Regions from separate parts of the Homo sapiens genome. Here region 2 is linked to region 1. A link is an interaction called in ENCODE POLR2A ChIA-PET data of the cell type or tissue named here. Cell type or tissue: CD4-positive, alpha-beta T cell. All regions are shown on one strand. Links, peaks and the distances in the headings refer to the core of each region. The heading gives the core; the rest is flanking DNA.

Region 1 (5,385 bases), core at 241-5,240:
TGTATAGCATAAAGCATCCAAATTATTATTATTATTATTTTTGAGATGGAGTCTCGCTCTGTCTCCTAGGGTGGAGTGCAGTGGTGCAATCTCGGCTCACTGCAACCTCCGCCTCCCGGGTTCAAGCAATTCTCTGCCTTCGCCTCCCGAGTAGCTGGGATTACAGGTGCCTGCCACCATACCTGGCTAATTTTTATGTATTTTCAGTAGAGACGGGTTTCACCATCTTGGCCAGGCTGGTCTTGAACTCCTGACATCGTGATCCACCCGTCTCGGCCTCCCAAAGTGCTGAGATTATAGGCGTGAGCCACCACGCCTGACCAAACCATCCAAATTAAAACAGGATCAATGTTTTGAAGGGAGTTACACATGTGTTTTTTGTTTTGTTTTGTTTTGTTTTGTTTTTTAGACAGGGTCCGCTTCGTTGTCCAAGCTGGAGTGGTGGCACAATCTTGGCTTACTGCAACCTCTGCCTCCCCAGCTTAAGCGATTCTCCTGTCTCAGCCTCCCGAGTAGCTGGGACTACAGGCACATGCCACCATGCCCAGATAATTTTTGTATTTTTAGTGGAGGTGGGGGTTTCACCATGTTGGCCAGGCTGGTCCCAAACTCCTGACCTCAAATGATCTGCCCACCTTGGCCTCCTAAAGTGCTGGGATTACAGGCATGAGCCACTGTGCCCGGCTGCTCATGTGTATTAAATGATGGCTATTGGCCAGGCATGGTGGCTCACGCCTGTAATCCCAGCACTTTGGGAGGCCGAGGCGGGCAGATCACCTGAGGTCAGGAGTTTGAGACCAGCCTGGCCAACATGGTGAAACCTCATCTCTACTAAAAATACACAAATTAGCCGGGCATGGTGGTGGGTGCCTGTAATCCCAGCTACTCGGGAGGCTGAGGCAGGAGAATCACTTGAACCCGGGAGGCGGAGGTTGCAGTGAGCCGAGATCACACAGCTGCACTCCAGCCTGGGTGATGGAGCGAGACTCCATCTCAAAAAAAAAAAAAAAAAGATGGCTATTATATAAATGAATATAAGTGAACAAATGTGATAAGTTAAATTTTGCTAGGATCCCTATCCCATGCCAATCACCAAAGGGAACACAAATTATACAAAGGTAGGGACTATGTTTTGCTCATGACTGTGTCAATATATAATATACAAATAATATCTTGGTATTCTGGGACTTAGCATTCATTGTTGAAAGAGTGGATGAGAATCTTGGTAATGCCAGCATTTTCTTTCTGCTCAGATGCTGATCCCACTCTAACCTATCCTGTTTACAACTAATTCCTAGACTTTTTATGATGCAAAATTATAAAACAAGGATGGAAGGCTTACCTTAAAGAGAGAAGTGGAGGGATTTTTTGTCGAAAGTCATATATAATAAAGAGTACAAAAAATAATAAAAGAGAGGAGAGGGCGTAAACACTGATCTTGCTATGAGTAGAAGAAGGAACCTATTTTGGCGAGGGTAAATAAAGGGACTTATTTATTTAAAGACTCACTATTTTTTATATTTTTGGTAGAGACGGGGCTTACCCATATTGCCCAGGCTGGTCTCGAACTCCTGACCTCAAGGAATCCACCCTCCTTGGCCTCCCAAAGTGCTGGGATTACAGGCATGAGCCACCACAGCCCAGCCATAAGGGGACTTCAGGAAGCCTGCTGAGAATGTGGGAGATGAGAGTGAATGTTAGGAGGAAGAAAGAAGACGAAAGGCGGATCAAAACATCTGGCTGGGGGTTCTAAATTGGATTGGGCATCTAATTGTTTAATGTCTTTCAAGGGATAAGAGAAATAAATGGCATTCTTTTCATTTTAATTTACTTGCTTTTGCCCATTCGATTATGCTTTTTCTTTTCTTTTATTTTTTTGAGATGGAGTCTTGCTCTGTTGCCCAGGCTGGAGTGCAGTGGTGCAATCCTGGCTCACTGCAAGCTCTGCCTCCCGGGTTCATGACATTCTCCTGCCTCAACCTCCCAAGTATCTGGGACTACAGGCGCCTGCCACCACACTCAGCTAATTTTTTTGTATTTTTAGTAGAGACGGGGTTTCACCATGTTAGCCAGGAGGGTCTCAATTACTGACTCGTGATCCGCCCGCCTTGGCCTCCCAATCTATTGTACTTTTTAAAATGAGACTCCCCTCCAGGCTAAACCTTTCTCCTTTTGGGCTATAGCAGAAAGACCTGAGCTCCTCAGTGACAGGGAGCGTATCGTCTTTATTTTGTTTTCCTGGGACTAGCAGAGTGTCTGCTACAGAGCTGAAGGGTCATGTTTCAGTTTTTGGAAAGTAACTCAACTTCAGCCTCACATCTACTGGACAGAGTGAGCTTATCTTGGCCCTCCAGGCAAAGTCAGCTGAAGGCCATGGTAGAGACACAACTGGTTCTTCTACTAGTCTTCTTCTAGTTTGCTTATTCGTTTTGCTGTATTTAGCTCTTTATAACCTTCAACAAATTCAAGGTTTTATTGCGGTATAATTGATTTGCAATAAACTGCACATACTTAAAGTGTACAATTTGATGAGTTTTATATGTGCGTAATTGTGAAACCAACAGACAGGGAACATAGCATCACCTCCAGGAGTCTCCTCACGGTGGTTTTATTTCAAGGTTTTATTATCTAGAGATAAAGAGATAAGGAAGGAGATAGATCAAATAGGATTCTTCACGATTTGATAATTGTTGAAGCTGGGTGACAAGGATTCAATGAGATTCATTGTTTGAAACTTTTTATATATGTTTCAAAAAATTCATTTATAAAAGTTTTTCTTTTTTTCTTTCTTTTTTTTTTTTAGAAAAAACTTCAGGCCAGGTGCAGTGGCTCACGCTTGTAATCCCAGCACTTTGGGAGGCCGAGGCAGGCAGATCACGAGGTCAGGGGATCGAGACCATCCTGGCTAACATGGTGAAACCCCGTCTCTACTAAAAATACAAAAAATTAGCTGGGCGTGGTGGGTGGTGCCTGTGGTCCCAGCTACTCGGGAGGCTGAGGCAGGAGAATGGCATGAACCCGGGAGGCAGAGCTTGCAGTGAGCCGAGATTTCGCCACTGCACTCCAGCCTGGGTGACACAGTGAGATTCCGTCTCAAAAAAAAAAAAAAAGAAAAAACTTCAATATGTTAACTCCTATTGATGATAGAGGCCACTGGCTCCTGTTTAAAAAATTCAGGAAATGTGCATGGCCAGATACTTCTCCCCAGCAAGGTTTGGGGAAGCATTATGAACGATCTTAATACCCTCTCCCATGTCAATTAAACTAGTCACGAATGAAAAGATACGGGGATTATTTGGGTGGGTCCTTTAGATCCGAAATTTTCTTTTTTTTTTTTTGGGAGATGGAGTCTCGCTCTGTTGCCCAGGGTGGAGTGTGGTGGCACAATCTCGGCTCACTGCAACCTCCACCTCCTGGGATTAAGCAATTCTCCTGCCTCAGCCCCCCAAGTAGCTGGGACTACAGGCGCATGCTGCCACGCCCAGCTAGTTTTTTGTATTTTAGTAGAGATAGGGTTTCACCATGTTGCCCAGGCTGGTCTTGAACTCCTGAACTCAGGCAATTCGCCCACTTCGGCCTCCCAAAGTGCTAGGATTATAGGCATGAGCCACCGCGCCCGGCAGATTTGAAATTTTCAAAGAATTCAAGCATTATGGCTTTGGCTAAAAAGCAATTCATTTATTATTTATTTAGATATGAGGTCTCATTCTGTCACCTAGGCTGGAGTGCAGAGGTACAATCTTGGCTCCTGTAGCCTCAATCTCCTAGGCTCAAGGAATTCTCCTGCCTCAGCCCTCCTGAGTAGCTGAGACTACAGGCACATGCTACCATGCCTGGCTAATTTTTTATGTATTTTTTGTAGACACGGATCTCATTATATTGTCCAGCCTAGTCTCAAACTCCTGGGCTCAAATGATCCTCTCACCTTGGCCTCCCAAAATGCTGGGATTATAGGCATGAGCCACTGCATCCAGCCCAGATATTTTAAATGTATATTTATATATAATCTTTTTAAAAACCCATACATGCTAACATTCTATGCACATTTCTGCATTTTGCATTTTCACTCATACATCTGGAAGATATTTCTATATCAGTACATATAATTAAAAAAAAAAAAAATCTCATTTTTTAAACAGCTGCAAATAATTCTAGCAAATGAATGCATAATTGATCTAACTAATCTCCTGTGGATAGACATTTAATAATTGTTTGCTACTGGAGTCAGTGCTGCCTTTATACATATGCCTTCATGTACACGTGCGTTTATATATGCAAGATACATTTATAGAAGTGGAAGTGCTAGGATTACATTTATAAAATGTATCAACCTTTTAAAAGTACATGCATCAAAATGTTTGATACATTTTTAAATGACAATTATTGCCAAATTGCTCTGTATCATGTCTGTGTGCGACAATTTACAATCCCGCTAATGATGTATGAAACCATTTGATTCTGTACACCCTTAATGAAACAGTGTGTTCCTTACACTTTTTATGTGTGCCCAACTCTTAGGTCACAGTGGGGTTTCAATATGATCTTAATTTACATTTATCTTTTTATGAGACATGTTGAGAATTTTATCATAGGAACTATTTGTATTTCCTTTTCTGAGAACTATCTGTTCACGACATTTGCCATTATTTTTTCTTGGGCTTGTTATTCTTTTTGTTCTTGATTAATATCTGGTGGGATATTTATTCCTACTTTTTTTTTCATTTGGACTGTTGAATTAGCTTGTTTACTTCTAAAAAAATTCTACTTTCATTGGGCTAAGTTACATTTATGGTTTAATTAAGAAAAACTGACATTTCAATGTCTCTTCCTGTATGAGAACAGGGCATATCTTTCCATTTATTCAAGACATAAAGTGGGTTTAAACAGGTACATTTTTAAAAGATGGCTACTTGTGGAGTCCAAATTGAGAAGGGCAAGAACGAAAGCAGGAAGACCAATTAAGTGGTCCTGCAGTGGCCCAGGAAAGAGATGATAGTGCTTAGGCTAGGGTTGGGGGTGGATAGATTTGAGATCTGTCCTGGAGGAAGCACCAATTAAACTTTCTCATGGATTGGATATGGGAGTAAGACCAAGGGAAGAATAAGGATGATGCCTAGGTTTTCAACTTGAGCCATTGAGGGACTAGTGATGCTGTGAGATACAGGAGACAGAAAGAGATCCTAGAAGAAGGCTTGCTTAGAAGCAAAGTCCCCAAGCCTCAAACTCCAGGGAGGCTGCCCACAGAAGCTCTTTCAGTGGAGACACAACCAACTGGAATCAATCAACTGTAATCACAACCAACCAGGGCCTTCATTAACCCATGTGGTACCTTGGTGTGAATTTAAAAATGGTGGCTTTTCTGGGAAGACAGAGGCCCAAAGGTAC
Region 2 (5,385 bases), core at 240-5,239, 100 kb after region 1:
GTGCGCCGTCAAATGTTGGAGCTTCTGGGGACCACCCCAGGAACCCTCTGGACAGGGGTGTCTAGCCCAGGCCTGAGTGCAGCGCCCTCCCTGAGGGTGAGGGTTGGCTTTTAAAAGAGGATACCTTTGGCTGGGCGTGGTGGCTCACTTCTGTAATTCCAGCACTTTCGGAAGCCAACGTGGGCAGATTACTTGAGGTCAGGAGTTTGAGACCAGCCTGGCCAACATGGTGAAAGCCCATCTCTACTAAAAATCCAAAAATTGGCCCGGGCATGGTGGCAGACGCCTGTAATCCCACCTACTCGGGAGACTGAGGCACGAGAATCGCTCGAACCTGGGAGGCGGAGGTTGCAGTGAACTGAGATCACACCACCCCATTCCAGTCTGGGTGACAGACTGAGACTGTCTCAAAAAAAAAGAAAGAGTGACACATGAAATAAGGGGCAAGAGGTTCTGAGGGAGAAGCCTTAGAAAAGGCAGCTCTGTTCTTCCTAGAGGAGTCTTAGTTTAGCATTTTACCACAAAGAAATGTCTTTTTTTTGAAAGCAGAGGCCCACAGAAGCTGTGACATGGCTAAGCTTAGCTGTCCCAGGCCAGGATCGGAACTGGGTGCTCATCTCACACCTCCACACCCAGCACTAGCCCAAGGTGGGACCCATGAGGTGTGCTTGGGCACAGTTAGGGAGAAAGTCAGGATGGATTGGCAGGGGAAGATTCACTTCCGAAGTATTGGCTTAGCAGAGGAGCTGGCTCACTGGGGGATGAGACTCACCGATGGCAGTGTGGTTATTTATGTATAATCTTCACTCATCATTTATTCCCTAATCACGACATCGGGCACACCTGCTGGGTTCTAGGTGCTGAGTATTTGACAGTGGATAGGACAGTGAAATCCTGTTGTAAAGGGGCTTTTCTTCTGTAGTATTGGGGCGGATGGGACCCATAATAAGTAAACCCCATGATATATTTAGGCTTTGTGTCCCCACCCAAATCTCATCTTGAATTGTAATCCCCATAATCCCTATGTATCAAGGGAGAGACATAGTGGAGGTAGTTGAATCACTGGGGCAGGTTCCCCCATGCTGTTCTTGTGATAGTGAGTTCTCACGAGATCTGATGGTTCTATATAAGGGGCTCTTTCCCCCTGCTGGGCTCTTCTCCTTCCTGCTGCCTTGTGAAGAAGGTGCCTTGCCTCCCCTTCGCCTTCTGCCATGATTGTAAGTTTCCTGAGGCCTCCCCAGCCATGCTGAACTGTGGGTCGGTTAAACTGCTTTAGTTTATAAATTACCCTGGAAAGTCTCCCACTGGGAAAAATAATTGGAACAGGCAGCATGACTATTTTTAGCATTATTTCAATATGGGTTTAAACTTTTTTTTAAATTGAATATTGTAACTATTAAGTTTAAACCTAAGGATATAGTTGCTAAGTATAGTTCTTCTCTCACTATGATTTAAATTATGTTATAAAGAACTGGCAGTTCTTTATAGCAGTCTGAAAATGGACTAATACACCCCACAAACCAACAGGACCGTTTCAGATGGTGATGTGAACTCTAAAGAAGATAAACAATGTGATGATGGCTTAGAACAGCAGAGTGGAATGGAGATCCAATGCAAGATGTGCAATTTTAAATATTCTAGTAGCCACATTTTGAAAAGTAAAGAGTGAGGGAAACTAACTTAATGTAACTTATAACCGGTATGTTCATAATGTTACCATTATAATATATATAAATAATTGAGATATTTTGCATTTTCTTTGCATTAAGTCTTCTAAATCTGGTGTGTATTTTATACTTAGAGCACACCTCAACTTGGATTAACCACATTTCACATACTCAGTAGGCACACTTGGCTAGTGGCTTTGGCTAGCACAGACTTAGTGCTTGGGGGCGGTGGTACAGGTCCACTTTAGATTGCATGGTTATCTTTAAGAAAAGTCCTGTTAACTAAGCACAAGGAACAGTTCCTACCACTGATCTATGTTGTGTTTTGTTTGCTGCTAATGTGCTCATACATCAAGGTAAATTATTATTTTAATCCAGATTTCAGCTGATTTTTTAACAGCAGTTTTGCTGTGTGCACGCTGAATGGGATTCTCCAAGGACAGGCAATGAGAAATCCTTCAACATTATAGGAGGAGACGGTGGAGAGAGATCCTTATAGTCTTTGAGAGAAGGCTTTGGGGTTTCCAGGGCCTACATTTTGTCAGAGATCTTCTTTCCTGTACAGGAAAGTAGGTGTTGCAGGTTCCTTCTTTTTCACTCTTTCCTTAATTATGGGAAGGAATTCCACCAACATTGATGTTTAACCTGGAAAGTCTCCCACTAGGGAAAATAATTGGCACAGGCAGCATGTCTGTTTTTAGCATTATTTCAATATGGGTTTAACTGTTTTTTTTTTTTAATTGAATATTGTAACTATTAAGTTTAAAGCTAAGGATATGGTTGCTAAGTATGGTTCTTCTCTCACCTACTCAGTCTTTGGGTGGGTGAAATGCTACTTGTTGAATGAAATTAGAATAATTTCCATCTGAGTTTTTCAGGTTCAGCTGCAAATGCAGGAGTTGGTTTAGAGTCAGTTTATGAAGGAAGTTTTGGAAAACATTAGAGTATTTTGTGTGTGTGAAAATTAGACTTGTGGGAAGGAGTGTGGTAAAAACTGCTAGCAAACACTAGGCAAAATTTTTCTAAAAATCATTTGCCTTTTCCTTCACGTGTAAAAGTCATATATGTTCTTTGGAGCCAATTTGAAAGAGAATAAATCATCCATAATGCCATATCTTTACAGTCTTTTTTTTCCTTGTACCTTTAGATGTGTATTTGGTAATGTAGTTTTTACATAGTTTTATGCTGCTTTTTACACTTGTCATGTGTATTTTCACATTTTCTTATTTTTTCAAGAATTTAGCTTTTAAATGGCTGTGTAATATTTTTCCTTGTGAATGTTCTGTCATTCATTCTCTCTCTTTTTTTTTTTTTTCGTGACAGAGTCTCGCTCTGTTGCCCAGACTGGAGTACAGTGGCGCGATCTCCGCTCACTGCAACCTCTGCCTTCTGGGTTCAAGTGATTCTCCTGCCTCAGCCTCCAAAGTAGCTGAGATTACAGGCACCCGCCACCATGCCTCGCCCTGTCATTAATTTAATCTTTAATTCACCCTCTATTGTTGTTTTTTATTTTTCATTATTATAAGTAATGCTGCCATGAATACCTTTCTACATACATATTTATATGAATATCTAATTATTGCAGTAAAAACTAGTAGAAGCAATCATTCAGTCAAACAATCAAGACTTTTTTTTTTTTTTTTTTTTTTTTTTGAGACAGAGTCTGTCTCTGTCACCCGGGCTGGAGTGTGGTGGCACAATCTTGGCTCACTGTAACCTCTGCCTCCCAGGTTCAAGCGATTCTCCTGCCTCAGCCTCCCGAGTAGCTGGGGCTACAGGTGCCTGCCACCATGCCCAGCTAATTTTTGTATTTTTGGTAGAGACAGGGTTTCTCCATGTTGCCAGGCTGGTCTCGAACTCCTGACCTCAGGTGATCCACCTCCCTCAGCCTCCCAAAGTGCTGGGATTACAGGCATGAGCCAGCATGCCCGGCCCCAGTGTAGACTTTTTTTTTTTTTTTTTTTTTAGGGCTTTTGATATTTGTTGCCAAGTTACCCTCTAAAAACCTAGTGCAAGATTACATTTTCACCCCTGGGGTGTGAGTGCCTTTTGCCCCACAGTCTAGACCATGCTGGATTTATAATTTTAAGGGAATTTATTAATTTGTTAGATGGTGGATGTGTCATTTTGATGCAGGACTTTAAGGAAGAAAAGATATATCTTTAAAAACGTTTTCTGTTTTTCTTTTTTAGCTTGTCTTTTGGAGTTCTTGCCTTTGACTTAAGGGCAAATGTCTTACTGAGAGATGCTGGGTGCCTGGGTCACAGGTGGTTTGTCGTTGCCCTTTTTCTTTTTTTTTCCAACTCAGCTAAGTTCAGCACTAGTTTTGTGACTTATTACACAGAAGACTTGAATACATCAAGGGCCTCTAGAGATTTGTGGTAACATCAAGATGTGTAGTCTGTAATGTGTCATGGGGGGTGTGAGCCATTCAAGGGGAGTTACTCTTAATGGTACCATTATTCAGGATACAGTGCTGATGCCTGCATCCTGATGGCACCACTGTCGTCCAACTCTGTTTGTGACATTGTTCATGGCCTCTGCAGAGTCAGGGAGCTCCTCAGGATAAGGCTCTGTGACATCGTCTAAACTCCAAAGAAGTAGAGCCATCATATTTCCTTCCCCAAGGGAGCTGGCATCTACCATCACTGAGGATTTTTTGAGTCTCTGTACCAGGACATGGACCTCAACTCTTTATTTCCATGATTAATCCCTATGTCAATGTACATGGCAAATGCTAGCATTTCCTTCATTTTATTGACGATAGAATCAAAACTCAGAGTGTTTAGGTAATTTCCTTGAAATTACACAGCCAGGAATGGCCAAGGCTGGGAATTGAATGGACTCCAGAACCCATGGTCGAAGTCCAAGCTCAATATCTCTGAGACCTGGAAGGAAATGAAACAGACTAAAATCAGAGTAACGCTTAAAACCATGAAGATTCCAGCCCACAGATTCTATCTGCCACATGCAGACACGATTTATACCCCTAGAGGGAAACTGAAGAAACAAGGTGGTGGTCATACAATAATAGACTCAAAACCCAACCACACTTTTGAAGTGAATAGTGGCTCATGATGGCTTTAAACATCTTAGGAGAAAAATCAAAGTTGGTGATGGGCTAATTTGGAAGATTAGCTGAAAAAGTTAAGTGGCAAAGAACTAAGTGATAGTTGGAGTGAGGAAGGCATTTTGGTGTGGAGAGAGTAAGATTGGGGAAGGAAAGCTCCCTGGGTAACTGTAGGATTAGAAGCTGTGAGGAGTGTGGTTTAATCAGACAATTTGGAAGCAAGACAGAGAGGGAACAGTCCCCATTTGGAGAGTGTTAGTGTTCAGGGTAATCAGAAAGGAAGAGTCGGAAGCATATGTAATTAATGAACGAGAAAGGCAGATGGATGATGGGGAGGTGGGTGGCGTCGCGCTACTCATATGTTCTTTTGATAAGTAAAATTATAGCATAATTTCTCACTCATTGGAAACAAGGTTATGCAATTAGGATCCTGCTGCTGCTAAAAGCTTCCAGAGATTTTAGTGCACTGGGCAGACAGAGTGATGATGTTTACTTTAAAAATCGAACTTCTCGTTTGAGATACTTAATTTTATTTAATGCTCGATTTTTGTATTTACTGGTTCTGCATTTTCTCATGTAGATTAAGATCCAATTTAGAGAAGAAATATATGGGCAGTTTGGCTGTAGAAAGCACAGAGGAATGATGCT

Evidence for each region. Peaks named below come from ENCODE experiments on the same cell type or tissue, not always from the same donor. Only the 100,000 strongest peaks of a DNase experiment are listed, where the experiment ranks them.
Region 2: POLR2A ChIA-PET joins it to region 1 with 11 read pairs; 10 of 35 experiments call an interaction of 5 or more read pairs at or near these places.

What each region holds. Positions count from the first base shown.
Region 1 is chr17:66,294,097-66,299,481 of GRCh38, forward strand. No RefSeq gene overlaps it. Among named protein-coding and RNA genes, the nearest start is that of PRKCA, 5.8 kb to the right of the region's middle. RefSeq lists a cis regulatory region at 2,091-2,531. In CD4-positive, alpha-beta T cell, for the core only: no CTCF peak of the experiment used is centred there; no DNase peak of the experiment used is centred there.
Region 2 is chr17:66,393,664-66,399,048 of GRCh38, forward strand. The region is part of intron 2 of PRKCA (protein kinase C alpha); the gene reads left to right. PRKCA-AS1 (PRKCA antisense RNA 1) reads right to left here. Exons shown (of 4, transcript NR_110822.1): 4 at 4,406-4,555. Among named protein-coding and RNA genes, the nearest start is that of PRKCA-AS1, 20 kb to the right of the region's middle. In CD4-positive, alpha-beta T cell, for the core only: no CTCF peak of the experiment used is centred there; no DNase peak of the experiment used is centred there; H3K4me3 peaks cover 17 bases; H3K27ac peaks cover 910 bases.